2 separate regions of the Homo sapiens genome follow, and region 2 is linked to region 1. A link is an interaction called in ENCODE POLR2A ChIA-PET data of the cell type or tissue named here. Cell type or tissue: A673. All regions are shown on one strand. Links, peaks and the distances in the headings refer to the core of each region. The heading gives the core; the rest is flanking DNA.

Region 1 (8,370 bases), core at 1,910-5,909:
AACCAAAAAGTACCAAATATCTTGAAAATTTGTAAACAAGAAAATGAAATTGCATAGAAGGCTATCTTAACAGTGGCTGCCCTGTGTCTGCATACCCTGGCCAGAACGCTGCCTTACAGGCTCATTCATTCTTTTGTGCATTCATTCAGCAAACGGTTCCTGAATGCATACTATGTGCAATGTACCTGCTAGATACTGAAGATAAAGAAGGAAATAATTTGCAGCCCCTTTCCCTGGAGAGTTAATTCCAGTAAGGAAGAAAGACAAGTAAATACACATTTTGATATAGCTGGATAAGTGGTAAAAGTCTATCCATTGGAAGAACGGTTGAAGCAAAGAAGAAAACAACCAACTCTGTGGGGAAGGAACTTCTTGAGCCAGGTTCTGAAGAACAAGTAGGTCTTTATCAGAGATTTAAGTAACAGAAGAATATCCCAGGCAGAGAGAACAAGATACGAAAAAGCACAGAAATCAGGAACAAGGTTGATTCCAGGGTGAAAATGAGTAAAAATATTAAAGGGTCTTGAGGTGGGGTGGCGAAAGAAGATCAGATACATCAGGCAAATATATGGTAAAATTAGTATTTTTTCGACTCACTTCCATGTTACTCAGTGATGTCCTGAAGAGGATACACACGGAAAGGGAAATTCTCATAAGCTCACACAGGGACATACTATACCCCCCATTCTACAAGCTGGAATTTCATTATCCCTGGATGCTTGTCCATGTATATGAAGGGCTGATTCTTGGGCAAGTATTTGCCTAATAAGATCCCTACTCCACTCTACCACTGCCTTATCAGAGAGAAGGTAAAGAGAAATGCCACAGTGAATCTGTATCCCAAAACAAAGCCATCGGAAGCAGTAAAGGAAGGGGTAAAGGGAAGTTTGAAGAATGACATTGCCCATTGGCACATCAGGCACAAGCCTTCCTCCTGGGCAGCTCCTCACCCTTCAAAGTACTACCTGTGCACCTTAGGAACATGCATGCAAATCTCTGCCTCTCAGTCTTCTCTGCAAAATGGGGAGAATGATGCCTGTCACACAAGGTTATCATTAGGATTACACGAGCTCTATCATGCTAATCCCTATTGCAACATCAGACATATACTATTTCCTTACTACACATTTAGTGCCAGTTTTCTTATCCTTAATTAAAGAGCCATTCACAGCAATGACCATGAAAGAAAATATTACCAGTTTTTTCTATTATTCTCAACCAATCATTCACAACATACGAGTAGTAAGTTCCAGTTTTAAAAGCACTTCAACATCTATTAGCCAATATAGTTATCTCAGTAACCTTCTGAGTTAGATAGAAAGAGTTATGTACAGGTGACGAAACAAGTGGCCGGTCCAAATCACACAGTTATTAAATGACAGAGAATGAACTTGAAACTTTATCCTTTGTCTTCAAAGCTCCAAATCTGGACCACATGACATTGCTTCTGAGTACTCTTCTAGAAAGAAAACAAAAAAATTGGCAGCCACTAGCAACCAAGCTCATCTTACTAAGTGCAATATTAGTGACAATTTCTTATAAAATGTGTGAAACTTCTTTTATGGCATGGCAAGTATCTTTGTCAAACCCTACCTGTCCATCTAGAGATTCGAAAGACAGAGACCATGTCTCATTCATGCCTTTACCCCCGAGTGCCTGATAATATTTCTGTCATACAGGACAACTTTAGCGTGTTTGCTGAATGACTGGATGGATTTTATAGGCACTTACTGATTTACAAAGTACTTCCACATCTTTCATCTTATTTGATTTTCCAAAAAGCCCTGGAACACAAAGGAAAGCTGATATCATTATCCACATTGCACAGATCATGATGAGCAGGTCATACCCAGGCTGCTGTTGTTTTCTTTCTTTTAAGAATTATAATGGATTCTTACTCCCTCCTGAAATAGATCCCAGCTGAATTCTACAAACTGCTGTTGGCCCTGCCACACAAGTCTGCTTGAAAGCTAATATAGACACTGTTTTATTATTGTCTTTCATATCTTATGAAATACATCAAAATGTGAAAAACTCTGTGATAATTAGACCAAAAAAAGCTGAAGCTGAACCATTCAACCTAGAGCTGTAATGTGGGGTGATTGTTACATTTCTATTCTTTCCTTTTCTCACCTCCTTTTGGTCTCCATTGTCTATAGGATGGAGTATTCATCTTCCTCCACAAAAAGAATCTGCTTCTTACAGAATAGAGTTGCCAGGACTGTGGGAGCCTTGTTCTCTGTGTTAACCCGTCCTGTCATGTTTGACAGCACACAGCTTCTCCTGAATGGCCTCCACCCAGTTTCTCATCTAGTGTGCTGAGGGCCTATCCCAAGAAGTGAAGCCTGGTAATAACACTCTCTTACACCAGGACTCCCCCCAAAACTACTGTACCTTGTGTTTATCCTTCTTCTTCAGGGTGTCCAAAATCTATATCCTATCTACCTTGGCAGCCTCATCTTTCAAATTTCCTATGTGCCCTGCCTTCTACCAGACTCAAATAGTCAGCGATTCCCTAAACAACTTATTTGTGTTTCCTCATGTTATCCCTGATCCATCACCAAGGATGAAGCCTTCATTTTAAAAAACGCTCCCTATCCTTCAAGGGCTTTCCTTTGAAACCTCCTTTGGTTACCTTCAGCAAGTCATTCAACACATATTCAGTAAGAAACTCCTTTGTACCCAAAAACCCCTATCTGGAGGAGCTTAATATCTATTGAGCAAAAAAGACTCGTTAGAAAAACCCAACACAATGGCTGTCATGGTGTTGGGTCAGCCACTGAAGGGAGTACAGTAGAGTCCATCCCGACCCTCACTGAGACTACAATCTAGGCAGAATGTGAGGAGCAGAAAAATGCACCACCAGATCACCAGGCTTGAAACAGACAGGAGTCCTGTGTCATGCAGTTCTTCATTCATTCATTCATTCATTCATTCATTCATTAGCAATGTGCTAGGAATACAGAAAGGAATGTGGTGTGGTTTCTGCTCTCAAGACTTTACAACCTGGCAGGAAAAACAGAGATATATATATACAGGGCTCTGCCACAGGTAAGAAGCACCTGTACCAAGTACCAGGAGACTAAAGGAGGGTGACTGGCTCTGCCTAGTAGAGTCCAGAATGCTCCAGAAAAGGGGAGTAATTGTCAGAGCTCTGAAAGAGAGTAGGAGTTTGCCAGGTAGAGAAGAAGAAAAGGGAATGGAAGGAGAGGAGAGAGAAGGAAAGCGTTGGTGGGGAAAAAGAACACTGTATCAGTCAGATGCCAGAGAAAATATCCCAGTTACTTTGGAATAGAGATTTCAATGGACAAAAGTGTTAAGGTATAAAATTATTAGCTAAGTAACTGAGAGATTAAAAGGAATTCTAAGGCATCATGAAAGTAGCAATTGCAAGAAGCAGCTACTACCCCTATAAGGAAAGGACAAGGGAAGAAACCTAGAGACTTAGAGGAGAAAACCCATTGGCAGGTGGTGGTGTTAAAATCAGATCTCCAAAAAAGGGCACTACTCAGCCAAGGGCTGGTGTCTCAGCTCAGAAGAGGGCCTCAGGGCCGGCCCAGACCTCTGAGGATGTCAGCTGGTACTAATGTTACCTAACTGAGGTGTGACAAAGCTGTCTGCAGGTGTTGGAAAAATGCAGCCTGGATTCAGCTGCTGCCAAGGGAAGGAATTGCAGCTGCCAAAGTGAAGAAGTATGTCTATACCTAGACTCTAGGTCAGTGGTTCTAAACCAGGGGTGATTTTGCCCTCCAGGGAACATCTGGCAATGTCTGAAGACAGTCTTAATTGTCACAATTAGGGGATTGGTACTACAATTTAGGACAGGGTGCTGCTGAACATCCTATAACACACGAGACCCCATCCCCCAACAAAGAATGACTCAGTCCAAAGTGCCAAAGTGGAGAAACCTATTCTAAGTTAACACTGTGAAAAACGGGAAGCAAACCAGGAGCAAGTCCTGCCTGGCCCCATCCAGCCTTGGAGTCTCCCTCTAGCACCCCCTATTGGCAGAGCCTAAGAGGGAGCCAGTGGACAAAACAGAAATAAAAATTTCATCACAAAGTTAAGAACAAAAGGATAGGGTTGTAGCTAAGTGCCAATAACTTAGTAACCGGCACAAACATTGCAGGTCCGGCTATCAGAGCAAGCAATGACATGACCGTAGATACAGGAATGGCATTTGAGAGAAAGACTCAGTAGCCAGGAGTGCGTGAAGCAATGCCTGGCACGTTGCAGGTGATGAGCAGAGAGTGAAATTTAGCAGGCACGTATTCAATAAATGACTTCATGATGAAAGATTTCCAAGCAATACTGCTTCCAAACTAACACTCCTGGTGGTATTTAAAATTCTTCAATTTGAGAATGAATACAATGCCTCCCAATAGTGAAATCTCTTCTGTTCATGAATGTGGCATTTTGCTTTCTGCCTGTCTGTTGTCTTATGAGGAAGAGAGTACTTTCTGAAGTCTGGTTTTCTGACTTTGTTAAAAGTGCAAGTCTTTTTGTTTCATAATTATTTTTTACACAAATGAGATCACAACACTATTTCACTCATCAACAGTGTTTTGGAGATTTTTGCATAATACTAACAAAGATTTATTTAGTGCTATTTATGCCTTACAATATACTTTCCCACTCTTATCTCACTTTATCTAGCACTTGCTTCTCCATTTTTGAATGAGAAAATTGAGGCTCAAATGAGATGAAGTGATTGGGTCCTAAGCAGTGCCTTAAGTGGAGAAGTGAAACCAGATGCCTCAGAGGTAGCAAAAAAAGTAGCTTCTCAGTTGCCTTGAGGTGGCTGACATTGCTGTGTATCTTAGCGCTTCCCAACCTGGGCATGTTTCAAGTGTAGCTAGTTTCTTATGGCATGCTAAGCCCTTAACTTTTTCCTCCTACACCCTCTATTTCCACTCACTTGTAGACTCAATGGAGCAATTCAGGGTGTTTTTTGTTCCACAAGGAACCACAGTCCAGTGAGAAAGACAGAAGAGTTAATGCACAATTTCAGTACAAAGTGCTAAGAACAGAGTGGACTCTGGGTGCATGGTATCATACAGACAGGGCAGGGTACCTAGTCCTGAGAGGTCAAGGAAGCTTTTTTGTGTAAGGCAAGATCTGAAAGACAGGGAAGAAGTAGGTGAAGGAGAAGGCAGGCTGCACAGAAGGGAACAACATGTGCAAAGTGCGGAGGAAAGGAAGAACACAATGTATCAAAGGTCCACAGGTTGATTGTGGAAGGAGTTTAGACTGAGAGGAAAATCATGCTGCACAAGGAGACTGAAGTGATAAGTAGGAATCAGAACAACAAGGGGTTGCAAGCTAAGAGAAGGAATTTCAACTTTATAATGGTACTAGCTAATTACAAGAGCACAGCCATTTATCTTCTTTGAGTTTCAGTCTCCACATGTGTAAAATGGTAGTAACAGCATCTGGTCTGCCTACCGAACGGGATCTGAGTTATTCAAATAAAACACACATACACAGAGTCACATGGTGATTTGCTTAGGAAGCTGTCACACATTATCACTAAAGCATCCCACGTCACCTGCAGAAAATAGAAGCAAAAGCCTTCCCTTTCCTCCCATTTCCCTCAACCCCTGTGAAGGAAAAAGCCCCCTCTGGAAAAGAAAGACTCTCCTTAGTCCTTTGCCAAAGCTTTTTCAAGCAATAATCCATAATGCAATCTTCATTGAAATTGTATTTCAGCCCCCCTCTGCTGAAAATATGAATACATGTGACTGTAGCCTCAGAATGGCCTTTGTGCCTTCCTGCCCCTGGTGTGTGCCTTCCTAAGCGGCTGCCCTCATTGTGGGCACCAGCCTGTGTGATAACATTATAATTTTGTGTACATTGTGCTCTCAGAGGCCATGCTGAGGCCAGCGTGAGGAAATGGTAATTGACAGCAGGCCCAGGCTTCTTTGTGAAGATCTGTGGCTTCCTCATCTGTGAGTTTACTGAGTTCCAGTCACTGGATTTGGGTGGCTGGTCCCAAGAGGCATGGGAACAGGCACCACGATGCCTTGTTTAAGTGCTTTGTAGAAAAGGAGACAGCTTGAAAATGAGGGTGTTCTAGGCATAGAGAATGACTTGTGGTGGAGGGCAGTGATCGATTCAGAGCTTAATTATCTGGACCAGGTAAACACTGAGTTGCTGGAATCCAGAACCAAATCTGACAGGGCCTTAGAAATCACCAGGGGAGATGATCTGTATCATCTTTTTAGTCCATGATCCTTCTACTTCATTGCAACTATTCTCTACCCAAATAATTTTTATACTGCTAATGAACAACTCTACAAACATTTGAGAATATTTATTAAATGCCTATTATGAGCTAACACTTATGGGCACTGGGAACACAGTGATGAACAAGGAACAAATTTATAGTACATGGGACTTAATGCACTGGGTAGGAATCAATTGCACAATTACTGCAAATGCTGATCTTTCCTGATTAAGGAAAGTTACTTAGGGAAAACAGCCCACAAGGGGTTAAATGAAAAGCTATATTCTGCCTGTCCTAGTGACTCTAATGCCAGTATTCAAAAAGGTTCACCCACCTTCCCTTTTTTCCTTTACTTATTCTCTTCATTTGCATGGAGAAAGGAAGACCAAAGCCTCTTACAAATTACCTTATGCACTGAGCCACAGACCCAAACAGAGCTCAGATTATCTATTTAATTCTCCAGCCTGCAAGGGGGCATTTACCCATTGTCTATGTCTTATCCAAATGTAATGGATTAGTTCAGAGCCCAGGGGGGAAAGGCATGAATACTGTGTTTAGAAGGAAAGCTATACAGAGCAGAGATAAATTCAAAGGATGATTTTACAAAAGAGAAAAGTTGGGGTGAGTTTTTGGGAAAACCCCTGTGAGCCTAGGTATCAGTCCTGGCTTGTTCAAAGCTAAAACTCTCGGTCCACATCCAGGATGGTCCCCCACCCTCTACCAAAGGCTGCTCTATCTCCAATCTCACACCCCAGACAAGGGGTCATCCATCACCAGGGGAAGAAGGTGAGACTCGAAGGTGGGAGTACAGCAAGTCAGACTACACACACTGGAGAGAAAAATCTACTGCAGCTCGCGTTTCCTTAGAAACCCCCACAAGCTGAGAATGGGAAAGTAGCCACACAGTCAGACAGAGGTCTGTCTGATTCCTTCATCAAAGATCATACCCCGGAAGGAGGAGGAAGACATCGTTAAGCAGCTTAATCTTTCAGGCAAGGCCTGGAGAAAGCAGCCTCCTGCAGAGCCAGAAAGATGCAGGTCTGGATCCCAAAGCAAATGCAGGCACAGGCAAGGCAAGGAGAGTCGAATCTACACACATACACATGCACACAAGCACGCACGGGTGAGAAACCCTAATGATTAAGCAGGGGAGAGGAAATATTCTGATAGAATATTCAAATGAAAGGCGAGTTCCCATAGAGACCCCTTTGTGAATAACCACACAATAATCACATGACCTTCAAAATAGAACTGGAGACAAATCTGATTTCGTCTAATTCTGAAAGCATGTCAAGCTCTTGCCCTTGCTAGTGAGCTCAAGCTCTGGAACCCAAACTGAACAAGAATTCTGTCTTCAACATTTAATAGCTCTGTGACTTGAGGCAAATTACTTAACTTCTCTGAGCCTTATTTATGAAAGGAAAAGTCCCTACCTTAGTGTTAAGAATTAAGTGAGATAATACATGTACAGCATGTAGGACAGTGTCTGGCTCCCTCTAAAGACTCATTCAAGTCAACAGATAAGAAGGAACTGCAATCCAGGTTCAACATAGAATGAATCCCATCGAGTTTATCCATTTCCACAGACTGAAAGAAGCTAGAGGCAAAAAGAACATACTATGTTATTCCTATATATGAGGCCCAAGAACAGGCAAAACAAATTGATGGTCAGAATTGTGGATGTCTCTGGAAGTACAAACTGAGAGGGACATGAGTGAAATTGCTTGGGTGCTGGAGCTATTCTATATGTTGATATGGTGGTTATATGAGTGCATGCATATGTAAAATCTCTCCACGCTGTACACTCAACATTACTGCAATGTAACAGAGCCTATGGATCATCAGTCTTCTCATTGGTCATCACCATCTGTGACAGCAGCTGCAGGAAGTGAGAACTGGGTTGCACCCAAGGTACGTGGCGGCTGATGCTTTCTGCAAGACATTATATGTAAAGGTTGATTATTAGAACCCTGATTCTTTCCAGCAAGACACAGGTTAACTCACTGTGAGTTTAGCAGAAAAGGCATGCATATCCCCATTGCTCAGCTGAGGACACTAAGATTCAGGGTACCAAGGTCAGTTGTCCATGAACACAGCTGGTGAAGTTAGAGTTAAGGAGAGAAGGCAAGTCTCCATGCTCCACT
Region 2 (4,000 bases), core at 1-4,000, 1.5 Mb after region 1:
TGTAAATACTGAAACCCATCTCTATAAAGCTCCTTTGGGAAACTCATCTTGGTGAGGCCCACCTCTACACGGCCCTACCCCCATGTGCCCATCTCTTGCACCGCCCTTAGATGTTGCCATGTTTGCTGATCTCACTCAAGTGTGAGCTTCCATATAAGGGTCCAAGTCTTACTGATCCTTAGCCAGTAGTCAGTGCTGGATACATGTATGCTGTACCAGACTGGAGGTGAAGTTTTACAGAGACTTTGTAATCTTCCTGAAGCTGGCTAAGAAGGCAGCCACCTGTGACTAGTTACACAGAAACCCAGCCACTTAAAGCAGTGGCACTGCTGGGGATGGACTTAGATTTAAAGTCGCTAGCAGGTAAAATCTGACCTATGTCTCCAGAAACAACTTTACTTGTGCACATTAGCTGTGACTGTAAACTGCTGCTTAACGGTTCTCACTTGCTCTAATTTTTCAAAGACTGACTCCCCAGTCATTAGAGTCTGTTCTGTTACTAGTAACTCAGTGGATGATCTGGAACAAGAGGTCTACCTCTTTGGGCCACAGTTTCCTCATCTTTAAACTGAAAGAATCAGATTCTGGTTTTCAAAAATGTAAAGCAGTGGAACCTTTGGGAGGCCAATACAGAAAACAGAAGGTGAACTGTGTCTCTGGCTTATCCATCACACCCTCTTTCCCCACTGCCTGGCAGCCTTGGAGGGTCTTTGCTGAACATAAGCACTGGACTAGATCTTTCCAAAGGAAATAACTGAAAATATTATAATGTTTAATAATGATACTTAATAATTCAATAATAAAGTAACTTCAAAATAGCCTAGCCTACCTTGAGAAAAGCAGGTTGGAGGGCCCTCACCATGGGGTCACTGTGCCTGTCTGTGTTACTGTCAAACATTGTGTGTTCCAGGCACGGAGGGGTGTCAGCTCAGCCTGATAATGTACAGTGGATTGGGGAAGCTAAAGCCTCTGGGCCTCATTCTCCTTGGCTGAAAACAGACTGCGTGTCATGGCACTGGTGAATTAGAAATTCTATCCAGCCACTCTTGGAGATTGATTTTCCGTCTGGGGATCTGACCTCTTGCTTCACTAGCAGAGGGGATCAGACTGTTCTGGGAGGAGTCAACGAGCTGGCCCTCAGAAAAGCCTTCTCTTTCTTTTTTGTTCTTTTTTTTTCTTTTCTTTTTTTTTTTTTTTTAACTGTATGTTTCAAAGGGAAAGTCTGATTACTTTGGGGACTTAACACTACCAGTTTGAATTCTTCTTGGTACTTACAGCCTTAAGATATCCATACACCCCCACATCCGTCCTTTGTGCTAGAAGATTACTGAAGATTTAATTCCATTTATGTCATTGGATTTGTAAAAAACCCCTTTTGGATTCAAAGATGAAGGCCTCACTTACTTTATTTTTGTCATTTTCACAGACCCCTTATGTAAATGCCTCAAGAGTAAGAATCTTGCTCAAGTGATTTTTGTATCTCCAATGGCTAACAAGGAGCCTGACATAGAGTAGCTGCTTGGTAAATATGTGTTCATTCATTCAACAAATACCCCCAAGGTACAACGATAAGAAAAATAACTATAGTCCTAATACTGATCACCTCTGCAGTTGACTGGAAGAGACAGTTAAAAAGATAAGTACAAATAAATGTATCTTGGGTTAAGTGCTATAAAGGAAAAGAACAGGTTCAATGGAAGGAAAAATTAGAATTGTTGATACATGAATGGAAGTAAATGACCCGGACTTCCAACTCTAAATCTCTGTCTCATTTCACCTCTTTGTAAATAATCATTGCTATTATGTTAAATATCACAACTACTGTCATTTCTTGTTTACCCACTACATTCTAAGCTTGGTGCTGACATCTTTGTATTTATTATATAAAATTCTCAAAATTACTCTGCCCGTTAGGCTTTCTTATCACTTATTCCAAATGCAAAAATAAGGTCCAGGGAAGATAATTATGTAACTTGTTCATGATTGGAGAGCTAATAAGTGTCAGAGATGAATTGAACCAAAGTTGGTGTGACAAAGCCTCTGTTTTAAGCAAAAGGGAAAAAAAATTCTCATTAACTCCAAGGATTATCATCAGGAGTCCAACAGGGTTCCCAATTTGGGAACTACTATATCATTATCATATGGCAAATGGTCCACTATGTTAGATGAGAGGACAAAAAAAAAAAAAAAAGTTGGGGGAGAAACTTTGCTGTAGAGTGGGAGGGAAAAAGAGGAAGATAGTCTTCTTGCATGGGCCGTCTTATCAGCCTAGCAATAATAAACTATCACCATAGCAACAGGAAGTCTAATTGATGGCAGATGTTGAGCCACTTTAAAAGCCACGCCAACTGAATGCCAAGCTGATGCTGTAAACCTCTCTCCTCTCCCGCGGCTAGACTAATCATGCTATGGTCATATTGGAGAGACCCATCTTTCAAGGGTGGAAGAAACTCTGGACTTGGCATCAGAAGACTTGAGTCTGAGCCTCACATCTGCCCGTGCTGAGCTCTGTTGCCTTGAGCAAGTCAGTTCATCAAAAGTAGAAGATAGTTATCATTAATTTTATCATCATTATTACTACCAGTAGTAGGAACTCTCTGAAATTCAATTTCACAATCTAAAAGATAGATAATATTTGTGTAAGCATCGTCAGAAGGTTTAAATGGAATAAAAGATGTGGAAGTGCTTAGTAAACTATAAAGTAATTCACAAATACAAAATATTAACACCAAGAGACAGCTTGACGTGCTAGAAAGAGTTTGCATTGGCATCAGACAGATATGGCTGCTTACAGACTGCTTCATCTGAACGCATCACTTACATGCTCAGCCTCAGTTTTCTATCAGTAAAATTTCTTAGTGTAAATCTGTAAAATGTTCTACCCATGTTACAAACCTGTGGCTTAATTAACCTCTCTACACTTCAGTTACTCCTCTGTAAAATGGAGGTGGCACTGGCACCTCCCTCATAAGGTCGTTGTGATGATTAAGTAAGTTAATACAGGAAGAACATTTAGAACAGTGCCTGGCACAGGCAGCGTGTCATACATATTAATGGTGGTAATGGTAGTGGTGGTGGAGAAGAAGAAGAGGAAGGAGAAGAGGAGGAAGAAAGAGCAATTGAAATCATATACGTGCATAGAACTGTGAAAGCTGGTGGTAATGGTAGTGGTGGTGGAGAAGGAGAAGAGGAAGGAGAAGAAGAGGAAGGAAGAGGAGGAGGAAGAGCAGTTGAAGTCATATACGTGCACAGAACTGGGAAAGCTGGCCAGGCTCGGTGGCTCACACCTGTAATCCCAGCACTTTGAGAGGCTGAGGCCAGTGAATCCCTTGAGCCTAGGAGTTTGAGACCAGCCTGGGCAACATGGTGAAAACCTGTCACTACAAAAAATACAAAAATTAGCTGGATGTGGTGGTGTATGCCTATAGTCTCAGCTACTCGGGAGGCTGAGGTGGGAGGATTGCTTGAACCTGGGAGGCAGAAGTTGCAGTGAGCCAATGTTACGCCACTGCACTCCAGCCTGGGCAACAGAGTGAGACCCTGTCTCAAAAAAAGTAAATGGCCGGGCGCGGTGGCTCACGCCTGTAATCCCAGCACTTTGGGAGGCTGAGGAGGGCGGATTACAAGGTCAGGAGATCGAGACCACGGTGAAATCCCATCTCTACTAAAAATACAAAAAATTAGCTGGGCACAGTGGCGGGCGCCTGTCGTCCCAGCTACTCGGGAGGCTGAGGCAGGAGAATGGCGTGAACCCGGGAGGAGGAGCTTGCAGTGAGTTGAGATCACGCCACTGCACTCCAGCCTGGGCGACAAAGCAAGACTCCGTCTTAAATAAATAAATAAATAAATAAATAAATAAATAAATAAATAAATAAAATACTGAAAGCTCCATGTGATACAAGTGAGGACCTCCATAGTCAATGTCAAAATACTTTTGGTCAGTTCGTGGACTGGTTCACATGTCTTATCAGTTTTCTCAAAGTTTCCATTGTCTACATAG

Evidence for each region. ChIA-PET counts read pairs that join two places held together with the same protein. Peaks named below come from ENCODE experiments on the same cell type or tissue, not always from the same donor. Only the 100,000 strongest peaks of a DNase experiment are listed, where the experiment ranks them.
Region 2: POLR2A ChIA-PET joins it to region 1 with 6 read pairs; 1 of 35 experiments calls an interaction of 5 or more read pairs at or near these places.

What each region holds. Positions count from the first base shown.
Region 1 is chr1:58,151,543-58,159,912 of GRCh38, forward strand. It overlaps a transcript of DAB1 not described here. Among named protein-coding and RNA genes, the nearest start is that of DAB1-AS1, 300 kb to the left of the region's middle. In A673, for the core only: CTCF peaks have their summits at 4,000 (motif pointing left) and 4,200; DNase peaks (open chromatin) are centred at 3,969 and 5,909; H3K27ac peaks cover 264 bases.
Region 2 is chr1:59,690,460-59,694,459 of GRCh38, forward strand. All of the region lies in intron 14 of FGGY (FGGY carbohydrate kinase domain containing), which reads left to right. Among named protein-coding and RNA genes, the nearest start is that of MIR4711, 41 kb to the right of the region's middle. In A673, for the core only: no CTCF peak of the experiment used is centred there; a DNase peak (open chromatin) is centred at 2,312.